2 separate regions of the Mus musculus genome follow, and region 2 is linked to region 1. Evidence: chromatin loops called from intact Hi-C (ENCODE). Cell type or tissue: heart. All regions are shown on one strand. Each heading gives the region's core, and the rest is flanking DNA. Links, peaks and the distances in the headings are about the cores only. Region 1 has its middle 24 kb from the start of Tmem260. Region 2 overlaps Tmem260 (transmembrane protein 260).

Region 1 (5,375 bases), core at 106-5,105:
ACTGTCTGCCTGCATGCCGCTATGCTACCCACCATAACGATAACGGACTAAACCTCCGAACTATAAGGCAGCCCCAGTTAAATGTTTTGCTTTGTAAGAGATGCCTTGGTTACGGCATCTTTCCCCAGCAATAAAGCCCTAACGGAGACACAGGCAAGTGATACTTCACTTCGTGGAAGAATTTAAAGTCACACCACCCTTTCCTGTTGAAGCAGATGAATCTTCTGCGCTTGCCCAGCTCCCCACCACTTCTCTGGGGGACTATGCGCTGGCTGAGGAGATCAGTGGTGAGCAATTTTTCTGCTTTGAGTTCAAGATGTTAACTTGCTAATTTTAAGTCAGCCATAGTAACAAGCAAGCTTTTCCATCCCAACAGCTGTGTGTTTAGCAGCATGCTGTTGGCCTTACTCATCTCTCACCAACCAACGTAATGCCTGTGCTCTTTTAAAACATCAACAGACTACATCCAACCTAGGAATGATTCCCTGCCTGCCAGAAGCACTCATGCAACTGATTTCATTCATTTGGCACCAGGGAGGGCAAACAGATCATGGTTAAAATGTCAATTTAGTGTCAGGCTCTTAACCTACCGCCATTTAACCTGTAAGGAAGGAGTATTGCAGACGGCAAGCTTCATGAAAGCAAGTGCGGGAACTATACTTCCACGTCATTATGGTTTTCACTAGGGAGGAAACCACTGGAGATGCTGCTGTCAAGGCTCAAGAAGTGAGACAGTCAGAGAGACTTAGGATAAAAGCTGCATTCCATTGAATGAAAACACAAGAGAGATGGGTTTTAATAAGTAAAAGTTTACTTTCAAAAAGAATTAAGAGGAAACACATCGTCTACAGTCTGCACTCTGCATTCACAGGCCCCACATCCTTAGAGTCAATCAACTATGAACTAAAAATATATATTAACGAGGAAACCTTCCACCTGCATTACAAAGGCAGTTTCTTCTTGTCTTTATTCTCTAGTGACACAAAATAACCATTTACATTGCCTCTACAATGCATGAGGCACAGTTTATTATTTAAGGTATATGGGTGGTGCACATCTGCTGAATACACTGCCATTTTATAGAAGAAATTTGAGCACCCAAGGATTTTGCTGTGTGTGTCTGTGGGAATGAGATGCTCAGGTGATGGGGGGGGGGGAGGGTGTGTGTCCTGGAACAAGTTCTCAGAACATAGCAAGGTGGGATTGATAATATGGATTGTCAATTCAGTTTGTAGTCTTGAGTCATGATGGAAGCACACCTTTGGGTGTGTCAATGAAGTCATTTCTACTGAGCTGGAAGAACTACTCAGAAGTGAGGGGTACTATGTCACGGGCTGGAGCCATCAACTGACTAAAACAGACAACTGTACCGGCATTCATAGCTCTCTGCCTCCTGACTGCAGATATCTGCTGCCTCAGACCCAAGCCATCAACTTCCCCACCACAATGGACTGAGCCTTTCACACAGCATACCACACAACCCTTCAAGTCGATTCTGCTGGCATCTGATCACAGCAGCAGGAGAAGCAACCAGTACTCAAGGACAGTCACAGATGCTCCCAGGTTGCTTTTAACTGCCTGGGAGCTGAACTACATACAGCATTGCTCAGTTGTGAACTCGGCCGGCCGGGCCGCAGATGCCCTCAGCACCTCAGCATGTCACTAGCAAAGTATGAGAAGCAGAGCTAGCCTCAGGCCCCCCTGTTGTGTGACACACCATTCACTTAGCCTTTCTCAAATGGTTATTGCGGCTTTTCCTCTGCTACTAAATGAAAAGGTGACCTAAGTCTTAATTAGCATTCCCTACCTAGTGTCACATACAGTGATGCCTTCTAGTAAAAGGTTGGGGGATAAAGAACTAAAGCTCCATATGTAATAGCCAGTAATGGGCACACATGTTTGTAAATGTTTGTTTTAATACTAATGTCAGATTATTTAGGACCTAATCCTTCCTGTTGATTGGACTGAGCATACATGGGGGGATAAAGATTTCTATCCCTACATTAACACATTTTATGAATTTCAAAGCCACTCCCCCCAACCCCACTAAAACACAAGGTCATGAACTAATAGAATCCTCATTTTCTGAGTGTTTTGGTAATCTGCAGAGGAGCCCTATAGACGTACTAGGTAAACAAGTCGCCTGAATTCTTATGAAATGCATCAGACCAGTGAGTGCGCTCCTCGGAGCATCTGCAGGAAATGGAACAGAAGCAAATGCTAAGAAGCACTCTGCTCCAAGCCACTTATGTAACCGTGCTGCCACAGATTAAAATTAAGCTATTCGAGGCCACCCCAAGCCCCCAAAGAGACTAAAAGGAAAGAGACTTAGATCTTTTCATGCCTTCTCCCCACCCCAGAGGATTACAGCGTCAACCTTATAATCATTAGTAGCTGCAATCCTGCTTGATCTTCTGCCCCTGTTCCACCGTTCAGTCTATCTCCCCTTCCCTCTACCACACGAGTTTTTGTTATGCATCTGTTTTTCAGACCAGTGAATCACCATTTCATGGATTAAAAATCAAAAAAAAAAAAAGTTCAGGAGTCTGGAGAAGATTTCTTAGAGGGTAAAAGCCCTTGCTAAGCCTTACTGAGTTCAGATCCAGCACCCATATAAAAAGCCACGCATGGTGGCAAGTGCCTATAACCCCGCCCGTTGGGAAGCCAAGTAGGGGAGGCAGGACAATCTCTGAAGCTTGCTGAAAAACCCAAGGTCTCCAGACGGGGTGAGAGATCCTATTCAAGTGATGTCCTCCTGTGGTGTCCAGCACAGACAGACATGCACACACACACACACACACAGACACACACACAGAGGCACACACAGAGGCACACACATTAAAGTCCAGAGTGGAGTAAAATCATCACTTTAGCTTTCAAAAAGTCCTCCGATCAGCTGTCTTTTGTGCTCAGTTACTGTGGCTTCCTACCCACACCGAAAGAAGCTCCTATCTCCCCCCTCATCTTCAGGGCTTTGCTGCTCTCTGGCAGCAGAATGGCCCACTTACACTTCCTTAGAGGCTGCCTGACTGGGGTGCATTAGCCTCAGAGAACTGTGCTCAGTGGGGGTTTCCTGTCACTTTCCATCATCTGTCCTTTGCTATCTGTGACTCACAGCCCTGGGACAACAGACAGCCCTTCCCCCAAGAAAGTCAAAGCCTGCGGTCTCTGTCCCGGTGTGACGTGACCGCTCTGAATCACAGCCTCCTGGACCCTGCACGCCCTTCCTTCCCATCTGAAGTGAGAAAGGCTGCTGCAGCCTGGTCCCAGAGCTGGGACAAGGGGACTTCACACTTCAGAAGCCCCAAGTCAGTTGTATGTGTCCAGGCAGGAACTTTAAATAGTAGAGTTTCCCTTTTCAGGGTGGATGGGGGGGGGCGGGGAAAGTCTGTAATGTCAAATTCTTTCTCGAAGTGGAGATCGACTATGTGCTCCATCATTTTATTTCTTCGTCTCCCATCCACCCTGCTCCTCCTGCTCTCTCCTTCATGCTCTCCTCCCCCCACCTGCACCCCCCACTGTCCTTCCTGCTCCTCCCTCCCGTCGTCTCCATTCTACCCTCTTCCCCCCCTTTCCTCTCTAGCCCTTCCTTGCCATCCCCCACCGTTGCCATTCTGGGCTTCCTGTCCTCCTTTCCCTCACACCCTCTCTTCCCCTTTTTATTCCTTACACTCCCACTGCCGGGAGTGTTCCTCTGTTCCTGTTAAATCATCTGCATTCATCTTTGTCATATTCAAAACCATCCTCCACACAGCCTCCTAAGGAGTCTTTCCATAGAAACATTGTTATGTTATTCCATTCCTTAGGAGTCTTCACTATTTAAGTCCTAACGTGACTTAAGGGATCAAGCGCCTTCCTTGTCCGCTGGGAAAGCAGAGTATGGTGGGCAGCTAGCTCGTGTTATTCCTTCCTGAGCATGAGCCACGTGCACAGACTAGGAAGAGGTACCTTCGCTCCTCGACCAGATTAGAAAAGAGCAAAAAACCGAAGAGGCTCTGCATACAGAAATGACTAGGCTAGCCCCTTTCTCTAACAAAACAAAATAAACAACAACAACAACAACAACAAAACTCGAAACTGTACTCTTGGCCTAGCTAGCCTGGCCTTCATCCCCTTAGCTTCTCGATTACAATTACTGAATTTCCAACTATAAAATCATTCCTGTTCTTGATTGTTCTTATCCAGAAGGAACTACTCCTTTAAACCTCCCCAGGATCTCCCAACAACAGCCCTGGCCTTGCCCTCCAGCTCCCTGCCACCAAACTACTCTGAACACCAAACTGCCTTTCACTGGTTCGTCCAGCAGTAAGCTGAATACATTTATCTACCCAGCTTAGGAGTGCTTATCAATGGTATTGGCCTATTCTCTTCAATGTACTTCTATCTCTCACAATGCATGCTCTGGTCATACACAGTAAAACTATGGTGCACGCCTTTAATCCCAGCACTAGGGAGGCAGAGGCAGGCAGATTTCTCAGTTTGAGGCCAGCCTGGTCTACAGAGTGAGTTCCAGGACAGCCAGGGCTATACAGAGAAACTCTGTCTCAGAAAACCAAAAAACCAAAATCAAAACCAAACCAACCAACCAAACAAACAAAAAAGACTTCAGAGCGTGTTCATGTTGTCTTAGTGCAGTCTCCTGTGCCTTGTATTAGCTCCAGCTGGAGCCTGTGCACAAAGCTTCCTCCTATTCTTCCATAAGCGTCCCTAAGCCCCAGCCACTGTTTGGCTATGGGTGTCTGTATCAGTTTGGGTCATCTGCTGGGTAGGGTCTCTCAGAGGACAACATGCTCCTATCTGCAAGCATAACAGAGTATCATTAATGATGTCAGGGATTGGTGCTTGCCCATGGGATGGGTCTCAAGTTGGGTCAGTTATTGGTTGGGCATTCCCTCAGTTTATGCTCCATCCCCCTTGCCTGCATTTCTTGTAGTCAGGATAAATTTTGGGTTGAAAGTTTTGTGGGTGGGTTGGTGTCTTCTATTGCTCCACTGGGATTCCTGTCTGGCTACAAGAGGTGGCCTCTTCAGGTCCCATAGCCCCGATGTAGTGATTCATAGCTAAGGTCACCCCCATTGATTCTTGGGTGCCTCCCTTATTCCAGGCCTCTGTCTTATCCTGGAGATGCCCTGCCTGCACCATCTCACCCTGATCACTTGAATATTTCCATTCATTTTCATGGCCATCTAGCCATCTCTGCTAGTCAAAGGACACTGTCAATAAGACACATCAGCAGCCCACAGATTTGGAAAGGATCTTCACCAACCCTACATTTGACAGAGTGCTAACATCCAAAATTTATAAAGAACTCAATAAGGTAGACACCAACCACCCCAATAACCCAATTAAAAATGGGGTACAGAACCAACCAGAAA
Region 2 (5,375 bases), core at 157-5,156, 71 kb before region 1:
GCCTCCAAGAACGATGTGGTTAAAAGTTGCCGTGTGCTGAGGACATCTCTCATATACTTACTTCTTGATCCACCAGTGAAACATCTGGTCTCAAGCCCTCGCAGTAATGCAAGTAACGGAGAGCGTTTCCAGGCAGGTCTCCTCTGAGTAGGATGATGGCATCCTGAGGCATGGAGTCCAGAAGATTTCGTGCAAACTGATCAATCACGTTATTGGTTCTTTGGTCACAAATGCTGAATAAAAAGATTTTTCAGCTAATTAAAACATAAGTCTATGTTTTCCTCTCCCTCCATATGTGTACAGTGTTTCAGATTTTCTCACTTGGCTCTGAGAAGGCACACAGTTAAGCAGAACAGATTTTGAGCTCAGTGGTCTGTCTGTCTGTCTGTCTGTCTGTCTGTCTGTCTGTCTGGGACAGGGTTTCTCCACATAGCTCTGGCTGTCCTGGAACTTGCTCTGTGGACCATGCTGCCTGCATCTGCTTCCTGAGGAAAGGCGTGCACCACCATGCTCGCCCAGGATCCTCTCAGCTTCTTTAGAGGGTGCTAACAGAAACTCGAGGAGAAGGCAGAGCCCGCTGTACGACTTCTATCAACTTATAATCATGTCCATGAAAAGCCAAGTCTGTTCTCAAGTGTAATTGTCCACCCCAAGTAATCCTATTTCAGTTAACAAGAGTAGTTTCTGACTATACAGAACTAAGGCACTTTCATCTTAATTCCATTTTTTTTTCTAGAGACCTAGTCAGAATAAGAGGAATTCTGCTGACTTCTGACAAGAATTTATATAACATTTGCATGACTAGGGCATGTGCAGGGTGGTGCCTTCCCACCACATCTCCCCACCTCAGGCTTCCTGACTCCTGATCTCTGGGGGTCAGGACATCACGGGGGTGAGACCACTGAGAAGAAAGTGCAGGTGCGTGTGCTGAGCTGTCTACTGCCTGGCAGCTGTCGGCCGATGCCAATGCTAACTACCGCAGCAAAGCTCAAGAATGAAGTGGGCTTTCTGATGTCAAAAAAAGAGGGGATGAGTCTGCAGAACAATCTATGAAGGAAGAAGAGGCCGGGAGAGGAAAAGGCACCAAAACGTAACAAAACAAAACCACTTGATGGCATTCCCTGTAATCCCTTGTCTTTCTGTCCATCCATCTGCCAGGTTGAGGAGGGGCCAAGTTCAATCAATAGATTGGTATCACAAACAGAGGATCTCTTCTAGAATGGAGCGCCACCCTTGTGCTTGCATTCCACACAGCAATGATGGCTTCCTACTTTGCTCATGATAACTAACATCTTGTCATCAGGAAAGTTGCAATTCCTTCCATTCTCTGGGGGCAAAAAAAAAAAAAAAAAAAAAACCAAACAAACAAAACGGACAAACCGCCCAGCCAGTGCAGCGTTATCACAGTGCTGAGACTGGACACCCCTAAAAGACCAGAGGATGGTTGTAACACTGAGACTGGGTTGGATAAGGTGGGAACACATGCAGCTTAGACGTCTCCCTGGGACCATGGTGGGATGGACAGTTCATCTCACAAGATCTTATCCCAAAGAGAAAAACAGAGAAAGTGATAAAGTGGAAAAGGGCTTGTGGTGCCTGATGTGGGGCCGGCTCAGAGGGCGCTTCTGTGGGTACGCAGGGCACAACTTGGGCAGCCTAACCTCTAGAAAGCCCACAGCCCTCATGAGCCTCAAATCAAGTAATTGCTCCAGCAAACAGGCCAGCTGAGAAGAGAAGCCTCATTTTGTTATATCGTGTGACTCAAAGGGTGTGGCTGGCCATTGTCTTGACAGAGTCTGTTCTTAAAGATCTGAGCTACCCTGTGAGCAGTGGTCACGGAGCATCCATAGGCCAGGAGGCTTAATCTGGCCTGCCACAGACTGTAGGTGAAGGAAGGTTGGAGAGACAGTTGTGGAGAGTGGAAGGACAGACACGGAAGACAGGGTAAGTGACAGGAGGCTCAGGCTGGGAAATGACATTGGAGAGGGTGGAGAGAAAAGTTGGGGGGAGGGCGGGTAAGGGAACTTGTGTCAGGGATAGAACTCTCCAACAGAATTACCCTGGAGTTGGATAGCTCTAAGTCTGAGGCTGTGTGTGTGTGTGTGTGTGTGTGTGTGTGTGTGTGTGTGTGTGTGTGTGTGTGGTGGGGGGAGGTGTTAAAATCTGGAGCTACCAATCTCTGTCCATTGCTGTGGAGCCCGGGAACTCTGAGGTTCCAGGGATGTACATGATACAGCTGTAACCCTCAACAGGGAGACACACTGAGAAGACTGTGAATGTATGAAGGCAGGCCTCTGCCCGTGCTCCTGTCAGCGCTGTGGCCACAGCCCACACTGCCAAGACACATGGGAGACACTTCCAGGAAGCTTGATCTGGGGAGTCTCAGGGTGAGAGACCCTCCCAGCACACGGACTGCAAAGCCAAGTGTGGCCAGCAGAGGGCCCTGACACATAAAGAAGGAAGATGGCTGCTGTGAAGACAGCTCTTGTGGACACTGGACCCTTGTTCAATGCAGACTCCTCAACAGCATGAGTAAAGAAACACAGGGTCTGTAAGTTTAAACCACTCTGCTCCTGTGCATAAGTAGGAGTCTCCAGCTCTCGAGGACACCCCAAAACAGACTGATGTAACACCCACCCCGCCATGGGGTTCTTTCTATTCCTACACTTAGTAGGTTTTGACTGTATTTTAAGAAGTTTCGAATATTTTTAATGGGTTGGTGAGATGGCACAGAAGGTAAAGGGCTTGCTGCCAAGCCTGACCACCTGAGTCTGACCCCTGGTCCCCTAAGAAATGATGGAGGGAAAGAACCAGCCCCTTCAAGTTGTCCTCTAACCTGGCTGTGGCACCTGCATGCCACCTCCCACCTCACAAAGGGAAACAAGATACAATATAACTAAACCTTTCTAAAGAATGGTTTAAAATCAGGGTTCTATTTGTTATCCCCTTTAAAGATCCATATTCTTTTGTTTACATGTTTTTCCACGGGCAACAACACATTTTTTGAGTTTATTTTTTAATCTCCGCCCTCTTCCTTCCCTCTGTTGGTATCAGGAGCTTTTAAAGCATCCTCTCACGTCTCTGCCTAGCTTCTGTCCTGAGCCTCTTTATGACACAGGACCCTTTGCTGCTAGCAGCGTGCGTGCTCCCCACGCATTCCCTTCTTCCTCCTTTATCGTTCTGATCTCGCACCCACCTCTTTTCTCTCATCTTGGTTTCCTTCCTTTACCAATTTCACACTCATTCTAAATACTTGCTCACTTTACTGCCCATTGGCCACGGTTTTGTCCTCTTCAGGTCTGTGGCCACTGGCAATGCTGTAGCGGACTTAGCGCTTTTAAATGTATTTAAATTTTCAATGTTTTGATGATATTGCTGCTACCGCAGTTTGTTGCTCTTCACTGGAAGAGTTCAACTTCTCAATGGGATCCTCCCCCCAAACCCAGAACCAATAGCTACATAAATTCCTCGCAGAAATTCAAGAAACAACACAGACCCACAGACTATCATAACCCCTCCACCACTAACCTCCGAGATACTGAGATAGGTGGGATGCCAGGTAAAGATTTCAGAAGTGTTCTGGCAACAGTGATGAGACAAGAAGATACCAAGAAGCAGAAGAATGAACTAGAGAGGGAAGTCAGCAGCCCAGAGGACAGGTAAGCAACAAGGATGAGAAAATGAGCAACATGGAAGAAAAACTGAGATTTCGGAGGTGGGGGAAGGAAAGAAGAAGAAAGGTTGGAAGAGAAACCCTCAATGAATCAAGTAAAAGCATGGTGGAAAACATCACTAGTAGATTTGCCCAAGCCAAAGAAGGACCATGGGAGATGGAGGTCAAGGTTGATGAACTACAACATTCAAATGCCAATAAGGAAAAAAATAAGCAGGCATGACTACATTATCCAGGAACCCAGGAATACAATCAAAATGCCATATCCAAGAACCCACTGGCGAGGAGAAGGAAGAGGAAGAAGTAAGAAACACTGAAGGCACAGAAACCTTGGACGCCATGGTAGCAGGACATTGCCTAAAGTTAGGGAAAGAAGTGGGCATTCAAACACAAGGAGCACCTAAAACCCATATGCACATGACCACAGAAGACACTCTCAAGAACACACATGTCAAAACTCGGAGCAAAGAAACAATAACAAAAGCTGTGAAGGGAACACACCAACTCCCCCACACAGGTGGAAGCACAAGGCTAACACCAGCTCTTTCATCAACAGCCCTCAGATCCAGGAAAGCATGGAAGCATGGCTTTCAAGCTCCTAATGTAGATAAATGCCAAGCAAGAACTCGAGATACAGCAAAGGGGTCTTTAAACTTGATGGAAAAAGCTGGGTGTGGTGGTGCTCGCCTTTAGTCCTAACACTGGGTAGTCAGGAGCAGACAGATCAGAGTTCAAGGCCAGCCCAGTCTACAAAGTGAGTTCCAGGACAGCTAGTGGTACAGAGAGAAATCCTGATTCAAACAAACAAACAAACAAACAAACAAACAGATAGACAGACAAAATTGATACAGAAATAAAGAAATTTCAAGGCAAGCACAAACTAATGGAGTCCATGACTGCCAAACAGGTATAAAAGAAGATACTGTACACAGTGGAGGGAGAAAGACACACTGGGTAAGGTACCTACAGACAGAGCCAATGGTTGGAAGTAAATAGAGGGGAAAAAAAAAGGAAAGAAAAAGAAAAAGCTAGCATAACTAGACTGATAAAGTGGACTCCAAACCCTAATTAGTCAGAAGCATAAGGAAGGCTACAGATGATTAATAGAGAGCAACTCATCAAGATGAAACAGCCGCAAAACATACGTGTCAAATGTCAGGGAAGGATCCCAATCTGCAAAGCAAGCATTAATGGACATAGTCACCAAGACAGTGACAGAAGATGACTTCAGGGTTCCACTGCCATCGCTAAAAATATCCAAAAAACCAGCAAAGCAATGTCACAGGTAAACGCCACACAGGTCAAACCCAGCAATGTCACAGGTAAACGCCACACAGGTCAAATGGACCCAACACATAGATGTACAACAAAACCAGGACACATACGGATTTCAGCAATCCGCAGAACCTTCTCCAAGATAAATCACCCTCCAGGCCATAAAATCAGGTACAAATATAAAATACAGCCAGATACCAAATACAAAATAACACAATCCTCTGCTATCTGTAAGATCACAGGATAACACAACTAGAAATCAATACCAAGAAAACTACAGAAGTCACAATTTTGTGGAGACTGATCATTATACTCTTGTATGAATAGTGGGTTGTTGAAGAAATCCGCGTAGAAGTGAAACGTTCCTGGAATCAGAAATAAAATTAATATAATTTGAACTGAAAAGGGGGGATTATCACAGATCCCA

The links. A loop is a pair of places that touch in the nucleus more often than their neighbours do. Peaks named below come from ENCODE experiments on the same cell type or tissue, not always from the same donor. Only the 100,000 strongest peaks of a DNase experiment are listed, where the experiment ranks them.
Region 2: a loop joins it to region 1, with 2.4 times the contacts of the local background. A loop is called at or near these places in 3 of 42 quality-filtered maps.

Annotation. Positions count from the first base shown.
Region 1 is chr14:48,419,942-48,425,316 of GRCm38, reverse strand. No RefSeq gene overlaps it. Among named protein-coding and RNA genes, the nearest start is that of Tmem260, 24 kb to the left of the region's middle. In heart, for the core only: no CTCF peak of the experiment used is centred there; a DNase peak (open chromatin) is centred at 3,096; H3K4me3 peaks cover 1,057 bases; H3K27ac peaks cover 870 bases.
Region 2 is chr14:48,491,150-48,496,524 of GRCm38, reverse strand. It overlaps Tmem260 (transmembrane protein 260), which reads right to left. Exons shown (of 16, transcript NM_172600.4): 11 at 62-233. Among named protein-coding and RNA genes, the nearest start is that of Tmem260, 47 kb to the right of the region's middle. In heart, for the core only: a CTCF peak has its summit at 2,432 (motif pointing right); no DNase peak of the experiment used is centred there.